Linked DNA regions of Homo sapiens: region 2 is linked to region 1. Evidence: chromatin loops called from intact Hi-C (ENCODE). Cell type or tissue: endothelial cell of umbilical vein. All regions are shown on one strand. Links, peaks and the distances in the headings refer to the core of each region. The heading gives the core; the rest is flanking DNA.

The links. Hi-C counts contacts between places; a loop is a spot of excess contacts. Peaks named below come from ENCODE experiments on the same cell type or tissue, not always from the same donor. Only the 100,000 strongest peaks of a DNase experiment are listed, where the experiment ranks them.
Region 2: it touches region 1 in a loop (3-fold over the local background); 2 of 110 quality-filtered maps call a loop at or near these places.

What each region holds. Positions count from the first base shown.
Region 1 is chr4:107,735,544-107,738,816 of GRCh38, forward strand. No RefSeq gene overlaps it. Among named protein-coding and RNA genes, the nearest start is that of PAPSS1, 17 kb to the left of the region's middle. In endothelial cell of umbilical vein, for the core only: a CTCF peak has its summit at 1,653 (motif pointing left); a DNase peak (open chromatin) is centred at 1,618.
Region 2 is chr4:107,278,257-107,281,529 of GRCh38, forward strand. All of the region lies in intron 1 of LOC102725220 (a long non-coding RNA gene), which reads left to right. Among named protein-coding and RNA genes, the nearest start is that of DKK2, 240 kb to the left of the region's middle. In endothelial cell of umbilical vein, for the core only: no CTCF peak of the experiment used is centred there; a DNase peak (open chromatin) is centred at 1,715; H3K27ac peaks cover 951 bases.

The DNA of each region.
Region 1 (3,273 bases), core at 451-2,950:
TCAGCGTAAGTGGGCAATTGAAATCAGAACAGTTCCTGCAACCCCTTTCATGTAAAGTGGGCAACAATTTGATAATTCACCAATTCGTTTATGTGCCAGACTGCCTGATACCTTTACTTAGCAGAGATTTACTATGCAAGTTAGAGACTCAGATCATCTTCCACCCAAGAGAAACGTCAGCTGTGTCTTCAAATGCCTCCAGAGCATGGACTGCAGCTGCAAGCACTGCTGGTGAGCACTGAGGCCCCACACCCTGAGGTAGAGGCAATTCCTCAAGAAGTCTTTGACAAGGTGAAGCCAGAGGTCTGGGCATGAGACCAACCTGAGAGGGAAATTAATGTGAGTCCAATAAAAAACAAACTGAAGGAAGGGCCCCAACCTATCCGGAAAAAAGCAATACCCCTTAAAGAAGGAAGTCTTGGAAGTTATCCAGCCAGCATTAATCTGGTTTTTGCAATATGGCTTAATAAGACCTTGTCAGTCCTCATACGATACTCCTTTCCTGCCATTAAAGAAGCCTCATTCCCATAAGTATAGGTTTGTGCAAGATCACAGAGCTATTAATGATACTGTGGAAGACATTCACCCCATCGTGGCTAACCCATACACTATGTTTGCTTCACTACCTAAGGATCACGAATGGTTTACAGTGCTAGACTTAAAGGATGCCTTCTTTTGCATACCAGTAGAAATAGAAAGCCAACTATTGTTTGCTTTCGAGTGGACAGACCCTGAGACAGCTGCACAGTTTCAATATTGCTGGACTGTGCTCCCTCAAGGGTTTAAAAACTCCCCAAGTATATTTGGAGAGGCTTTGATTCAAGACTTGAGAGGCTTACAATTAGAAAATGGGGTGCTACTTCAATATGTGGATGATTTATTAATTTCCAGCACCTCAAAACAAGAATGTCAAGAAAACACTGTAAAGACCCTAAACCACTTGGCAGCTTGTGAGTATAAAGTTTCAAGTAAGAAGGCCCAAATATGTAAGCAAACTATAGAATACTTAGGGTTTTTGTTACAAGAGCAGCTAGAGCCCTGACGGTGGAAAGGCTAAGTGCAATTGCCTCCATCGTGATGCCCACAACCAGGAAGCAACTAAAGGGCTTCCTAGGAATGGCAGGATTTTGTAAAATCTGGAGTCCCAATTATGGGTTAATAGTAAAGCAGCTATATCTAAAAGGAGCAGACCATGGGAAATCGAACACCAAATCACATTTGAGCAACTAAAGCATAAATTAATATCTGCTCTGGCTCCAGGACTGCCAAACCCACACAAACTTTTCCAACCTTATATGCATGAAAGACTAGGTCTAGCACTCTGGGTCTTAACACAAAAACTGGGAGAAATACTACAGCCTGTGGCCTATTTTTCAAAGCAGCTCCATACTGTGGCTAGGGGCTGGCCCCCTTGTCTTAGGGCAGTAGCCACGACCTGCTTGTTGCTCAAGGAAGCTGAGAAGCTGACTCTAGGTCAGCCCACCATGATTTCTGTGCCACACTAAGTCTTGGCGTTGTTAGAACAAAAGGTGGCTATTGGCTAACAGCGGGCAGATTGGGCCAATATCAGGCTATCCTGCTCGATGACCCTGCAGTGAAACTGCAGACCACTGGAACCTTAAACCCCACCACTTTGCTGCCACCTACTGGGGAATCAGAGGAACTAATACATGACTGCCCAGAAGTTATTGATCAAGTGTTTTCTAGTCCCCTAGATTTGAAGGACACAGCCCTCTCATGTGCAAACTGGACATTGTTCGCAAACAGGAAAAGTTTAGTCATTAATGGAAGAAGGAACGCTGCCTATGCTGTAGTGAGTCTCAGAGGGAATAGAGGCAAGAACTCTCCCAACAGGGACTTCTGCACAGAAAGCTCAGTCAATCGCCCTTACCAGAGCCTTGCAACTGTCCCAAAGTAAGAGTGCCAACATCTACACTGATTCCAAATATGCCTTCATAATAGTCCATGCACAGGGTGCTATCTGGAAAGAAAGGGGCCTACTGAAGGCTGACAATACTGAAATCAAATACGCAAAGCAAGTGTTAGAGCTACCAGAGGCAATAAAGGCCCCAAGAGAAATAGCTGTTATGCGTTGCCCAGGCCATCAGTGCAACAATTCTGAAGTAGCTAGGGGAAATGCTTTCTTAGATTGCACAGCCAGGCACCTAGCCAGCTCCAATGTTGAACTCCGGGTTCCTTTAATTCCCCAAATAGATTTGGCAGCCTTCAAACCTAGGTACAGTCTTGAGGACGAAAAGGCTACCAAGGACAAAGGGTTTATTCAGGATGAAAAATGACTGGAAATTGAATGACAAAGGCCTAATCTGGGTGTCAGAGATAAAATTTCTTTTATCCTATTCTTTCTGTTTACACCTAGTATTGTTTCTGCATCCACTGCTAACCTCCTTCTACAATGGGCACAGGACTATGCAGACAGCCTCCAGCATGATTCCTGTTAGGTCTGTGGCCTGTTACCCCTTTCTAGCACCACCGTGGTGGGTCTCACCTATGCAAGGGAAAGATTGGAGACATTTACAAGTCTTCCTGGATTTAAAACACTGGACCGGCTCACAAATGATGGGAGTGACTAAGGCAAATGTGTCAGAATGGCTGCACAACTTTCAATGACCCAGGACATGGGTCTTTCCTTCACCCAATACTAAAATATATTCATGATGGCACAACTTTTGGGCAAGATGCCTCATTAACTTTCATATAGAAGTATACGAAAAGGAATGAGGGCCCATTTAGAAAGTATAATCCTACGATGCCACTTTTGCACTAAAAATGAGCCCAACAACCATAATACAGGACAGCCTGGACAGCAAGGGAGAGGGAAACAACCACTAGAGAATTGGCAAATTGACTTTACTCAAATGCTACCTGCCCCAGGAGGGTACAAATATCTCCTAGTTCTGGTGGACACCTTCTCAGGCTGGGTAGAGGCATACCCATGCTGCTCTGAGTGGGCAATGGAGGTAGTTAAGGTACTGCTAAAGGAAATCATTCCTCGATATGGGTTTCCTGACATTATCCAGAGTGACAATGGACCTTCATTCACATAGGAAATCGCCCAACAAGTAAGAAAAGTGCTAGGGATAAAATGGAAGCTACACACAGCCTGGAGGCCTCAGTCCTCCAGACAAACTGAAAGAATAAATCATACCTTAAAAACAACCCTCGCCAAGCTATGTCAGGAAACACGGCTAAAGTGGCTTCAGTTGCTTGGGATTCCTCTGCTCCAGGTAAGAATAGCTCCCAGAAGTGGGATCA
Region 2 (3,273 bases), core at 378-2,877, 460 kb before region 1:
TTCCACCTCTTGTTTAGAATGAACCAACATTTTAATAGCCAGGACTAGAAAAGTGGTGGTGAGGGGAGGCATTAAATGAAATGATAGTTTATCTAGAGAACATGCAATGAATCCACACTTAACTTTCTTCATCACTTTCCCCTATTTCAGAACTTGCATAAACTTCTGTAAAGTCTTCAGTTCTTGTTTTGTTTATTTATTTGGGATAAAATAAATTATCATCTCATCTACGTACAAGGAGCAAAATACACAGGTAGCCTTGCATGGATCATAGACATGAGAAAACTGAGCATTCTCAAACTTTTTAAAGATCAATTTATTTTGAAAAAATTTACAGGACTGATTTTGCTATCTTTTCAAATAAGCATTTCTGTGAATTTTTAAGTTTGAAATGTTATATTCAAGTAATTTCCATTTATATAAAAATATAGCAATCAAAATATACTTAGCATTGCATGACATCATACAAGGTACTTTACGAAAAGGAGAAGAGCCATTTCCAAACCCCAAAAAAGTAATGCTAGAGTCTGCAGAAAACAAAACTGTATTCCTATTACAGAAAGAGCTGGATCTTTCTCCTTTGATCTCAGATGTTCCTCTGGAATTTACATAACAGAGCTTAGACATGGTCAATAACCTAAACAAACTTAAAATCTCGTGTTCCAAAACATACCTTTTAACTGAATGTCTACATATACTTTTCATAAACTTTGGATGAATCATCAGGATCAAAACCCAAAAGGCCTCCATTCAATAACACCCACCTAGTGCCAGCCACTAATTTGAAACTTATTTTGAAAAAAGGGCTGAAAGGGAGTTTGCTTCCTGTCTGAAGCACAGAGGTGGTATATTAGGGTAGTTCAAGGTCTGAGGGAAGAGATACAATTTGTTTTACTCATATCTTCACCATTTACATCTGCATCTTTTAGCTTTCAACTTTAAGAAATGGTTTGAGTTGCTTTCTGTCTGCTTCGTTTTTATAACAGACTTGAAAGAAGTCAGTTTTGTCCTTCCAGACATCCTAGCAGATGCTATCGGATTGATACTAACCACTGCCATTTTAACACTACACAGAAACAAAATGTAGATTCATTCTTAACCACGGCAGTAAATGTTCTGCAGCAACAAATGAATTTTTAAAATATAGATATGTTAGGATGACAGGTTAAACTGGTTTAGAAGGTTCCTGTGGATAAGAAGTATATGCTGGAATATAAATTGATTTCTGGAAGCTGTAGAATTTGATGTGAAAGATTTAGGGACTGAAAACCATCCTGGGGTTCAACCCTCTGTCAAAGATTCATCTTTAGTTCTACTTAGTAAGAACTCCATACCCGTGAGAGAGATATAGAGAGAGCAAGAAATGAGACCATTATGATCACTTTTGGTTGATATGCTCTTATGGCTACACCCATCTGAAGGGACTGTGCTTCTTTAGAATACACCATGAAAAACAGGCAGAGAATATAGAAACTGGAAATGCAATCTATGGACAGAGCTACTTTAAAAGAAAATATTTGCCTGATTCTTCTCTAAGGAATCAATAGATCTTCAGTGTCACATAACAAAATTTAAAGGGAAACATCAAATCCCTCAAAAGTCTTAGGTATCTGACCATGAGTCATCAGCCTAGTATGTCATTCTCTTCTATATTACAAAAGAATTCATTTCCTCTCTTTCAACAAATATTTGTTCTATGTCTGCCATGTAACAGGAGCTGTGTCCTGGCATTAAGAAAACAGCAGTGAACAGGAGAAGGTAACCATACAAAGATCACTGATAACAGTACTTCACACATTATTCTTCATAAGTTCCTTATGAGACTAAGTCACTGAGAATAGCATTGCAGTGTTACACACTAAACTTTCTTCACTTTCCTTTTCAGACCTTCAAGCCTTTCAACCACAAGTCCATAGATCTGTTTGCAATAATCTTGCTGATTTATATGTCAATGGGATAATGAATTTTCAAATCTAAGATGGGTGCACCAAAGGGTTCATGTTGAGTCACATGAAATTTGAAGGGAGAATTACACTGAATTTTAGAAGCCAGCATATAGTAATGTTGTTTCTTTATAACTTATTTCAATTTTATTTAATCTATGAATATTCAACCTAACATTAAAAGTATTGTAGAACATCTATATGATTTTTGTTAATTAAAAGAATTAAATTATATTAGCTGTTTCCAAAAAGTGTTGTCTATTTTACATAAACAGCCATACTAGGGGGTTGGCAACACAGTACAGAGCACAAATGAATTTTCCTGATAAAAGAAATACTAATACTTCAGAAAATGTATCTATCTTCTCGAGACCTCCAGATAATTTGAACAGCATAGAACTACCAGGATGTTCCAGCCACTTCAGAACTTGAATTGGCCATTTTGTTAGAAGAACTTGAAAAATAGATTCTCTATTAATCTATATCACATGAAGCAGGAAAAACCCTCACTAATCTATGTCAAATGATTTCATGTATGGTCTTTGCTCAATTTAAGTTCAATTGTTTTTTTTTTATTTAAACAACATGTAACTACTAGGTGATAGATGTATGTGCTAATTAAAATGCCACATTTCCAAAAAAGATTTGGGCAGAATTGAGCCAGTTATTTATCTGGGAAAAGAGAAAGAAGTATTTCCGGTTATCATGGAGTGCTTATAAGCCAAGTAGATCCACAGGCCATATTTGCATTTTGTGCTAATGCCATTTCTATCTATATGCCCCTACCTTACTCTCTGGTGTGAACCTTCTATATTGTAGGGGCTCTAATGATAGCCTCTAGTCACTTGTCAAGGACAGCTCCCTTGCATCTGCTATTCTTCCCCCTAGAAATAATCTTCTGGATGCACGTACGGCTGCCTTTTTTTCTTCTGTCAGATTTTAGCACAAACTTTCTCTCCTCCCAGAAACCTTTCTAGATCACCTATGTTCATTTGGTAACAAAAGTTACTTAACAAATAAACCCAAACGTAATGGCTCAAACACAGTAATGGTTAACTTCTCTCTCAGTGAATAGTTCAGGCAAATCTTGCAGGTTGCAGCCAAAGCAAGAGCCTTTGCTCCACACAGTCATTTGGGGACCCAGGCTGACAGCAGTGCCACCATTTTTAACACGTGACTTCCAAGATTCCTTTGGTTACTCTACTCATTGTTGTGACTTTACAGCTCACAAAAAGAAATAAAAAGCACTAACAATCATGTGAGAAAGACCTGAAGTGGCACACTTCACTTCTTCTCGTAGACTATTGGAAAGAACTTACCCAAATGGTTA